3 separate regions of the Homo sapiens genome follow, and regions 2 and 3 are each linked to region 1. A link is a contact called in ENCODE Hi-C or POLR2A ChIA-PET data. All regions are on one chromosome and are shown on one strand. Each heading gives the region's core, a stretch centred on a gene start or an enhancer-like site at or near the end of the contact. The rest is flanking DNA. Distances are from core to core; before and after follow the strand shown.

What was found. A loop is a pair of places that touch in the nucleus more often than their neighbours do. ChIA-PET counts read pairs that join two places held with the same protein, here RNA polymerase II (POLR2A). Pooled maps may share reads with other maps.
Region 2: a map with no recorded cell type shows a loop between it and region 1 (5-fold over the local background). The contact joins the enhancer-like site here to the promoter of TXNL4A in region 1. A Hi-C loop is called at or near these places in 2 of 168 maps with a recorded cell type or tissue (both naive thymus-derived CD4-positive, alpha-beta T cell), 2 of 37 single-sample maps with no recorded cell type and 10 of 50 pooled maps. POLR2A ChIA-PET finds 5 or more read pairs at or near these places in 3 of 52 experiments (activated B cell, activated CD8-positive, alpha-beta memory T cell and activated naive CD4-positive, alpha-beta T cell).
Region 3: a loop to region 1 is called in a pooled map, with 20 times the contacts of the local background. The contact joins the promoter of PARD6G here to the promoter of TXNL4A in region 1. A Hi-C loop is called at or near these places in 1 of 37 single-sample maps with no recorded cell type and 10 of 50 pooled maps. POLR2A ChIA-PET finds 5 or more read pairs at or near these places in 1 of 52 experiments (MCF 10A).

The regions. Positions count from the first base shown.
Region 1 is chr18:79,987,179-79,990,207 of GRCh38, reverse strand. TXNL4A (thioredoxin like 4A) reads left to right here and starts at 1,645. Exons shown (of 3, transcript NM_006701.5): 1 at 1,645-1,968. The coding sequence starts at 1,816. RefSeq lists silencers at 1,263-1,552, 1,593-1,832.
Region 2 is chr18:79,526,335-79,529,363 of GRCh38, reverse strand. It overlaps NFATC1 (nuclear factor of activated T cells 1), which reads right to left. Exons shown (of 10, transcript NM_001278669.2): 10 at 41-1,836. The coding sequence ends at 1,787. Among named protein-coding and RNA genes, the nearest start is that of NFATC1, 130 kb to the right of the region's middle. Within about 2 kb of position 1,528, at least 2 of the 41 ENCODE cell types and tissues checked have a DNase peak (open chromatin) inside an H3K27ac peak, as active enhancers do.
Region 3 is chr18:80,245,893-80,248,921 of GRCh38, reverse strand. It overlaps PARD6G (par-6 family cell polarity regulator gamma), which reads left to right and starts at 1,408. Exons shown (of 3, transcript NM_032510.4): 1 at 1,408-1,645. The coding sequence starts at 1,574. RefSeq lists a silencer at 1,183-1,242 and enhancers at 2,269-2,768, 2,769-3,029.

The sequences.
Region 1 (3,029 bases), core at 396-2,895:
TAATCTGGCAGTGAGCTGCACTTGTGATTCTAGTATTTAAATTGTGGGTGCATATTATCAAAGCACCTTATGGTGCTGTGTCCCAGAGGAAACCAAACATGGAACCCATTTCAATCCCCATGCCAGCAGGCTCTTCAGACTGTAGTTCTCACCATGCCACAGCCCATCTGAGAGACACCACAGCATCTGCATAGTGATTTGTTGTTGTTTTTGAGATGGAGTCTCACTCTGTCACCCAGGCTGGAGTGAAGTGGTGCGATCTCAGCTCACTGCAACCTCCACCCCCTGGGTTCAAGCGATTCTCCTGCCTCAGCCTCCCTAGTAGCTGGGATTATAGGCGGGCGCCACCATGCCCGGGTAATTTTTTGTATTTTTAGTAGAGACGGGGTTTCACCATGTTGGCCAGACTGGTCTTGAACTCCCGACCATAGGCGATCCGCCGGCCTCGGCCTCCCAAAGTGCTGGGATTACAGGCGTGAGCCACCGCGCCCGGGCGTGATTTGTTTTAAATTTGTCATCTAAAGGACCACCAGGATAGCTAGATAGTAGACAAGAGTTTTACTATCAATATCAGTTTGCAAACCAGGGAGTCTCCAGCATGAACCCAAAGTGCTCTCTCAGAAGAACAGAGGTTAGAGGTTTTATTTTAAAAAGAGAAATATTAACTTATTTCTCTTTGAGAAAGTTCACTGGCACTAGTAAGGGTTTGGGGAGCTCTGACTGGTGAGCGAAGCCAGGGGGCCAGATCAGTCCTGGAGGTGGAAGTTATGCTGAAGCTATGGAATAAAACTGGCTTTAGGTCGGGCGCGGTGGCTTCTTCCTGTAATTTCAGCGCTTTGGGAGGCCGAGGCGGGCAGATCACTTGAGGTCAGGAGTTCAAGACCAGCCTGGCCAACATGGTTAAACCCCGTCTCTACTAAGTACAAAAAAACACTAGCCGGGCTGGCGCCTTGTAGTCCCAGCTTATGGGGAGGCGGAGGCAGGAGAAGCGCTTGACCCCGGGAGGCGGAGGCTGCAGTGGGCCAAGATCACGTCACTGCACGTCTCAAAAAAAAATTTTTTTTCTTTATAAAAAGACAAATTAAAAAACCTGGTTTCAGGTTACAACAGGCAGCTCAGCAGCCGGCCTGATGGTGACATTCCTCAAGGACGGCCTGCCCAGTGCTTCCTCCCTACCCCGCTGCTCGACTCTGCTGTGGTTGGGTATGGCAACAACGACACATTTTTATGATCAAGTTTCACAAATGACACACATGAACTGTCTTAGTAACACACAGAAACAAGCACCAGAAAGGAAGAAAACGAGCCGCAGTGCCGGGCATTCCGGGCCTTTCTGGACGTCCCCATCCGTGGCTGGAGGACAGCCCGGGCGGCGGCGGGCGGCCTCGGGGCGGGAGCGTGGGGGCAGGGCACGGCGAGCCCGGGGCTTCTCAGGACCACCAGGCCGCCTGGACGCTGGGGAGGAACCCCCACTCCGACAGCTGCTATGACGGAACCAACGGCGCTCCACGGTGCCCAGGTCGCCGCCGCTCCACCCGGCCAACTACACGTTCGCGCGGCGCCTATACGCACATGCCGTCAGCACGCACGGCGCTAGCGCGCGCGCATGCCGTCAGCACGCACGGCGTCGGTGCGTGCGCGCCCAGACGTTCTGCCGGGTGGCAGTCCCAGCGGAGTTTGCGTGTGCGGGCGGGACCGGATTTCGTCCGTGGGCCCGGGGGCGGCGGGGGCCGGGGAGTGAGGGGCCGGCTGAGCCCACCTCGCTGGGCCCTCCCTGGCGCCCCGCCTTGGGCGGCGGCGAGCGCGCGGGCCGCCATGTCGTACATGCTCCCGCACCTGCACAACGGCTGGCAGGTGGACCAGGCCATCCTCTCGGAGGAGGACCGCGTGGTCGTCATCCGCTTCGGCCACGACTGGGATCCTACGTGCATGAAGATGGACGAGGTCCTGTACAGCATCGCCGAGAAGGTAGCGCGCCGGACTCTCCCGCTCTGCGGGCTGTGCTTCCGCATCTGCCCCGCGCCTCTGCCCTGCCGGCGTCGCCTGGGGGCGCGAGCTGTTCCCCGAGGAGGGGCCGCGGCTCCGTCGTTCAGGCGATTCCTCCCCTCGCTGCGGTCGAGCGCTCTCGGGGACTGTGCCGGCGTTTCACGCCTTTTTCTGCGGGGAGCTCTTGTAGTTTTTCATATTTTAAAGGGTTTATGATCCCCCTCCTCTCAAATGAATTAATTATTTCTGTTGATAAGGCGTTTTTCCCAAACTTATAGTTCAGTGAACAAAATGCACTTGCAGGTTTTATTGAGAGCGCGGATCCTTAATTTAAAAGGACGTCTTTTTTTGGTACCTGAGTTATTCGTTGTATGCATAAAGCAGGACTTTCATGTTCATAGCATGAGAAATCCTGCTTTTCTGTGGGTGTGTTTTTTTATCCCACCACGCTTTTTGTGAGTCATGTGGTTTACAGCTTACAGTGATTGAGGTGCAGTAAACATCAGGAGAAAATAGAAATATGCTTTGTTAGAATTAGTTCTCTGAATTTCTAATATTAGTACACTGAGTGGTCTTGGCATTTACTTGCTGACAATAAAAGTTGTAGGACACTATTTTATAACCAGATTTCATTCTTTTTCTGTGGTTCCTCATAGCAATTTTAGGATGACTTTTATTGAGGTTTTGCAGCTGTAGCAATAGGGCAAAGGGCACAAATACTAGGGTGTTAATAAAATATTTGCCATATTAATTTTCCATAAGTAATTTGAGAGGTTATTCCTTTTAATGAAGAGTAAAAGTAACATTGAAGCTATCTTTTCTTTCACAGATGCTAAAAAGTAGGCCTGGGTTAAAATAACTCCTTTGAGTAAAGAGTAACAGATGTAAGGACATATTTTATATTCAGGAAAGGAAAGACTATCTGGCCTGCCATTTATTAATTTTTGCTATTTCTTATTTAGTAGGAGAGGCATGAAGTTAGGAACTGTTGTTATATTTTAGTTATTACAAGACTCCCTTGGAGTGCTTACTAGAATGCATCT
Region 2 (3,029 bases), core at 279-2,778, 460 kb after region 1:
TCTTCCACGCGTATCATGAACCACTCGCAGACTACGCCTGTCCAGCAAAAAAATACGGCTTTATTGGATCTATTTCCTAACTACAAAGACAGCTGACACAGACATCAAACGTTTCCTTTTCAATGACAGTCCCCTGAGAAAGGCTGCACGTGACTCCTACAGTGCCGGGTGCAGGGTACCCAGCCGCAGGTGGGACGCGGCCACACGTCTTCACGGTTACGTGCAGACCGACGGGATGGCCTTCAGGTTGTTTCTTTCCGTGAGTGAGACACAAGAGACGCGATTGTGCCGGAGCGCACGGTACAGGCCGTTCCTTCTGCGGGAGCCCTTTCTCCATCAGCGACGTTCTGTTCAGTGACTTCACAGCCGGAGCCTCCACCCGCAGGTGCAATTCAGGCAGGTTCCATAAGGGGGCATTAATTCCTAAGGCACGAGTTCAGGTCAACCGTGTTTCAATGAATAAACCATGCTTTTTGGTTATATGGAACAATAGATCGCTGTGAGTAATCATACGTAATAAGCAACTAATTGTACAGAGTGCCCAGCAAGGCCTACACAAACCTACCTGTTAACAGTAACTCATCTGAAAACACACAACGCAGGGCTGAGCATTAAAGTGGCGTTTTTGGTATTGGTTTTCTTAGATGAAGCAGAGAGTGGTAAGGCTTCTGTGAAACAATCATCTTATAACTGAACAAATATATTACACTTAGGTTGCATGTTATTTACAATCACTTTCTAATGTTGCCGTCTGGTAACCTACAGCTACTGTCAATCACAGCTCCTGGCTTTCTAGGGTCCTCCTCGAACTGCGTGAGACGAGAAAATGCACGGCCGTCCGAGGCGGCGATGGACGCCAGCAAGAGCAGCGACTGGAGCCCCAGACGCAGGTTCCAAAACGGATGCCGGTTATTGCTGACAGGGAAGCCCTCCTGGGCGAGGACACGTCGGCTCTGTTATTATTTATACATAAATAGATGCCTAGATATGTACACACATGCAAATGCAGGCTATCCTGTAACAGGTTTTTCTGCTTTTGTCCAGTAACCTATTGATGTGCTATTCAAGTTACTTGTGCTATGTTCGAAGCCAGATTAAAAACAAAGATGCGAGCATGCGACTATGAACAAGCCTACGGTTTCAACCGCGCAGACAAGGGAAGCATGTTACAAAAGAGCTGAGATGACAGACTGGAAGATTCTAAAATGCACTGTGTAAGGCAGCAGGAGTGTACGTGACAGCCCAGGAAACGTTCCAAATGTTGGAGACTCATACTAGAGTCCTCTCGCAGCCTTCCAGCGTTCTCTTCATTCATACAGAGGGTAAAACCTCACAATGAAATGTGTTTGCAGTTTCTGCTCCTAAAAATACTCCTACAGTAGCAAATTCAATGCTCAATTCTATGATGCCCTGATGGTCTGGTTAAATAAGGCACTTCCAGTATTGAACCCCAGGGGTGCCAGAAGGGCTGGGCGTGGGGTCAAACTGCGTGTGGGCCGTTCCCATGAAAGGCCCCTGCACGGTGGGTCTCCCGTGCTCAGCCCGGCCACCTCCCTTCTGTTGTCATGAGATGACTTCTCCTCCAGGTGACACAGTGGTCTCCCTTCCTCCCTGCTTTCCTTCTTGTTGGAGAGCCAATCTTTGCACATATTAATGTTCAGCTCCTGGCATTCAGTCAGTTGGAGGTTCTGAGTGGTACCAGGTGTGAGTTCAGTTTATTTATTCAAAAGTCTTTGTCTGCTGAAGTCAGCATACCCCTGCTGAACTGAGTGCTCCAATGTGGCAACTAGGAGTGGGTGCTCGTGCTGGAGAGGTCATTTCGTATTATTTCATTTACTGTAAGAAAAGAAAAATTGAGAAAGTATTAGAGAAATACCATAAACATCAAAGCAACGCCCCCAGCCCTGCTTCTCCATCAGTGACGCTCACGCCTGTGACAAGGCATCTCCCCAGGAACCCACATTTCCTCCTCGGTCCCACCCTGGTCCATGAGTGTCGTGAGCCAGTGCCTGGCTGCCTCGGCAGAGAGCTGGGGTCGCCAGAGTGACCGCCCTCGTCCGTAGCACGGTACCAGCACGTCTCTGACGGCCAAAGTGCAGGTGCCAGGTGCCGGCCGCGATGCTGGGAAGATGCTGTGGCTGTCTCTCCACGAACCAAGCGACCCACAGGTCCACACCAGCACTTCTGTGGTGTCAGCACCAGTGTCGCCTGAGCCTCCCTCTCAGGCTCTTCCTGATTTTTATTTCCCTTTGGATGGCAGAGTCCCTGAGTCCCCCACAGGCCAGTGACGTTCCCCGTCACCTGTGACTTCTGGCAGACGCAGAGGAAACGAGCGGCACTGTTAGGGCCTTTGTGAGCTGCATGCATCCCCGCCCCACCCACCTCCTGCTGTGGCCGCCCTGATGGGCGCTGAGATAGGGGATGTGCCACCAGCACTGTCGCCACGTCCCATCTCCCTCCCAGGTTCTGGTGGGGCGTGCGCTGACGTCACGGAACTGCCCGGGCTTCCCTCTGCCATGGGCTGGAGCGCCCAGAGCCCAGATAAGCCCCACGTGTTTCTGCAAAGGCCCCGGCCTGTCTCAGGGCGGCTTCCTGGAGCAATTAGTAGTGTGCATTTCATCACCCCACTCCCTTCCCCAAATTCCCTTTCAACAACCCCCGACTATTTTTAAGAATAACAATAATAAAACACAGATGGAGAACCAGGAATTGTGTCATGGGAACTGATAACAGGACACACTGGCACTGAGCTCCAGGAGGAACCCTGGCTGCAAACACACACCCGAGGCTGGCTCGCCCAAGGCTCTGCGGGGCCAGAGACCCAGGCAAGCAAAGGTGCCCCACATGCCCGGCCCCGCCAGCAGCACCTCCTGACATGGCGCCCACAGAAGGTCCCGACTCTGTCCCGTGTGGGAGCTCAGCCTCTGTAAAGACACAGGCACGCGTGGGCTCCCCGCAGGCCCTGCTCAGAGCCACGCTGATCCTGGGCCCTGCCCAAGACGGGACCTGGCACTCAGCCACAGGACGCA
Region 3 (3,029 bases), core at 159-2,658, 260 kb before region 1:
GAGACCCCCATCTTTACAAAAAACAAAAATAAAAATAAAATTAGTCTGTGTGGTGGCACAAATCTGTGGTCCTCAAGAGGCTGAGGTGGAAGGATTGCTTGAGCCAAGGAGTTTGAGGCTGCAGTGAGCTGTGATTATGGCATTGCACTACAACATGGGCGACATAGCAAGATCCTGTTTTTAGAAGAAGAAAAAGTTCATTATATAGCACAAGGTGAAAAGTGCAAGTTGTAAAACGAGATAAACAGCATGGTCACAACTTTGTAAAATATACAAATATATATGCAGAAAAATAAGTGAAAATAAAATACACCAAAGGTTAATACAGTTGATTGCTGAGTAGCATGACTACAGGTAATTTTTACAGGTTTTTTCACTTCTTTATATTCTGCAGGTTTCTTTTGCAATGAATGTATGGTGAGATTTATAATTATATGGCTTGTAGATTACAATTCATAGTATACTTCAAAATGATTTTTTAAAAACTGTCTTGTCTTCTGAACTTCATCACAAATTCCTCAAGGGCAAGGATTGTATCTTTGGTTTCAGCAAGCCCGTTTCAGAGGCCTCTTGATTGGTAAATATTCATTGATGCTGCTAGTAATTGATTCTTTGTCTTAACAGGTTCTCTTTTTCTAGCTGCCTTAGAAAAAGTCTCCTTTCGCATCAGGCAGGTGCTTCTGATCCTCTCCCTAGAGATAGGCTATCTAATAAAGCCCTCTAAGCCTTTATTTTTATTTTTTATTTTTTGAGACGGAGTCTCGCTCTGCCTCCCGGGCTGGAGTACAGTGATGCGATCTCGGCTCACTGCAGCCTCCGCCTCCCGGGTTCAAGCGATTCTCCTGTCTCAGCCTCCCCATTAGCTGGGATTACAGGCACCCCCCCCACCACACCCGGCTAATTTTGTATTTTTAGTAGAGATAGTGTTTCACCGTATTGGCCAGGCTGCTCTAAGCCTATTTGATAAAACCCTTCTCCCAGGCCATCAGCAACTTGACAATTAGTACTGACAGGTGATGCCTTTTGGGATCAGGTCTCCAGTGGTTCTCGTTAGCATTCTTCACTTGAATATTACCCAAAACAATGGCAAAAATCAACCCCTATCCTAGGTTGCTCGGTGGAGGCAATCAAAACGAGACGCCTTGGGCTGGCCGCGATGCTCCTTTCCCCAGGCTCTGGGATTGTGGACAGGAGGGCGCGCACCCACTGGCGATCCGACGCGGAGCTGCAGCGTGGGGGCGTGGTGTGGCGGGTCCTCCGGAGCGCGGGGCGGGGCTGTGGGCGGGGATATGGGCGGGTCCTCCGGGGCTCGGGGGCGGGGCGGGGCGCGGGCGCGGGCGCCGGGAGGTGGGGCGGCGCGCGCCGGCGTCCCCCGCGCTCCTCCCGCGCGCGGCCCCTGGAGTCCCTGAGGCGCGCGGCCAGCCCAGCTCGGGCCCGCAGCACCGGGAGCAGCCCGCCGGCCAAGCGAGCGCGGGCCGGGGCCGGGGCCGGGGCCTGGGGGCGCCGCCCCCGGGAGTCTTTCTGCGGCCCCTGAGGAGCGAGGGCGACGGCGAGGCTGACCGGGGCCGAAACCATGAACCGAAGTTTTCACAAGTCTCAGACCTTGCGATTCTACGATTGCAGCGCAGTGGAAGTCAAGAGCAAGGTAAGCCCCCCGCCCGCCCCGGCGGCCCTGCGCCCAGTCTCCTGGCTAATGAATGGGGCGCCCCGCGGAGGGGGACTGGGGCGGCGTGGAGGCGACAGGCGCCGGCGACAACTTTCCAGTTCGGGCGCCGCGCGCCGCTCCGCGGGACGCGCACTGGGGACCCCGGCCGTCCTTCCCGCCCCCCGCGCGGACACAAAGCCCGGCAGCCGCGGCGCTCAGAGGGCCGAGGGCCATCGGACAGTCCGGGCAGACTCTGGACCCGCTCCGCGGGAGCTGCTCTTTTGTTCCACGAGTGAGAGGCGATCGGGGCGCGCCACACATTGGAGGGGAGGGCGGCCTTTCCGGGGCGAGTTGAGGGCCAGGGGCTGCTCGGATTCGGGGCCGTGGGGGGGCTCTGGGGGCCCGGGCCGTGGGATGGCCCTGGCCAAGGCGCCTTCAAGGCTGCAAAGGAGGCTTGTTACCTGCCAGGAGGAGACTTGCCGCCGGCTCCGAGCCCGGCGTCCCCCACCCGCTCGGTACCAAACATCTAGGCACCAGGCGCGCTCCCCCGCGCAGACCCAGAGCACGCACCCGGCTCTCCCCCGGCCCAGACCCAGACCACGCCTCCCCGGGCGCGTCCCCGGGCCAGACACCCCACCCCACCCCCACGGGCGCGCCCCCACCCCAGACTCCCCCACCTCCGGACGCGCCCCCGCCCCAGACCCAGCCCACTCCCCCGGGCGCGCCCCCGGCTCAGACCCAGACCCCTCCCGAGCGCGCCCCCGGATCAGACCCGTACCCAGACCACCCCCACGGGCGTGCCCGGCCCCTCCCGCTGCCTGCGCCCGGGCGGAGCGTGCCCGAACTTGCGGGTCGCGATGCGCGTCTGGGTAATTGGCTGGTAGGATCTGGCGCTTCTGCCCTTTGCGGGGGTGGTTCCTTCGCCGCAGATGCTATTGTTTGTGAGGGTCTCCTTGGTGGACCCCGCGGGCTGAGGAGGTGCTGCAGTTGTTCGGGGTCCTGCGGGAGGGGGCCCCTCGAGTCTTTCGCTGGCTACTCTCTGGGAGTTGAGCGGCCCTTTCGCCCTTTCTTTCTTCGCACCCCGGTTCTCAGAGTTGTGGGAAAGGCTCCTAACGGCGGAGTGGGAGCCCGCACCCCTAACTGTGTGCCTATCTTGGGCGCAGGGCGGGTGTTCCCTCCCCTGTCTCTGGGGAGGCAAGTCCAACAGCCCCCTCTCGCTGTGCTGCTCTGACCTTTGGAGTAGGATTTCCAGGGTGTCTGCAGAGGATTGAGGCGGGGAGGTGTCCCAGCAACAGCATGGCCGCCTCTCCAGCCTGCTACAGTGAGTTGCAGGATCCTTCTCTGCTTAGGGGTACACGGTCTTTTAATGAATCCCTCATTTATC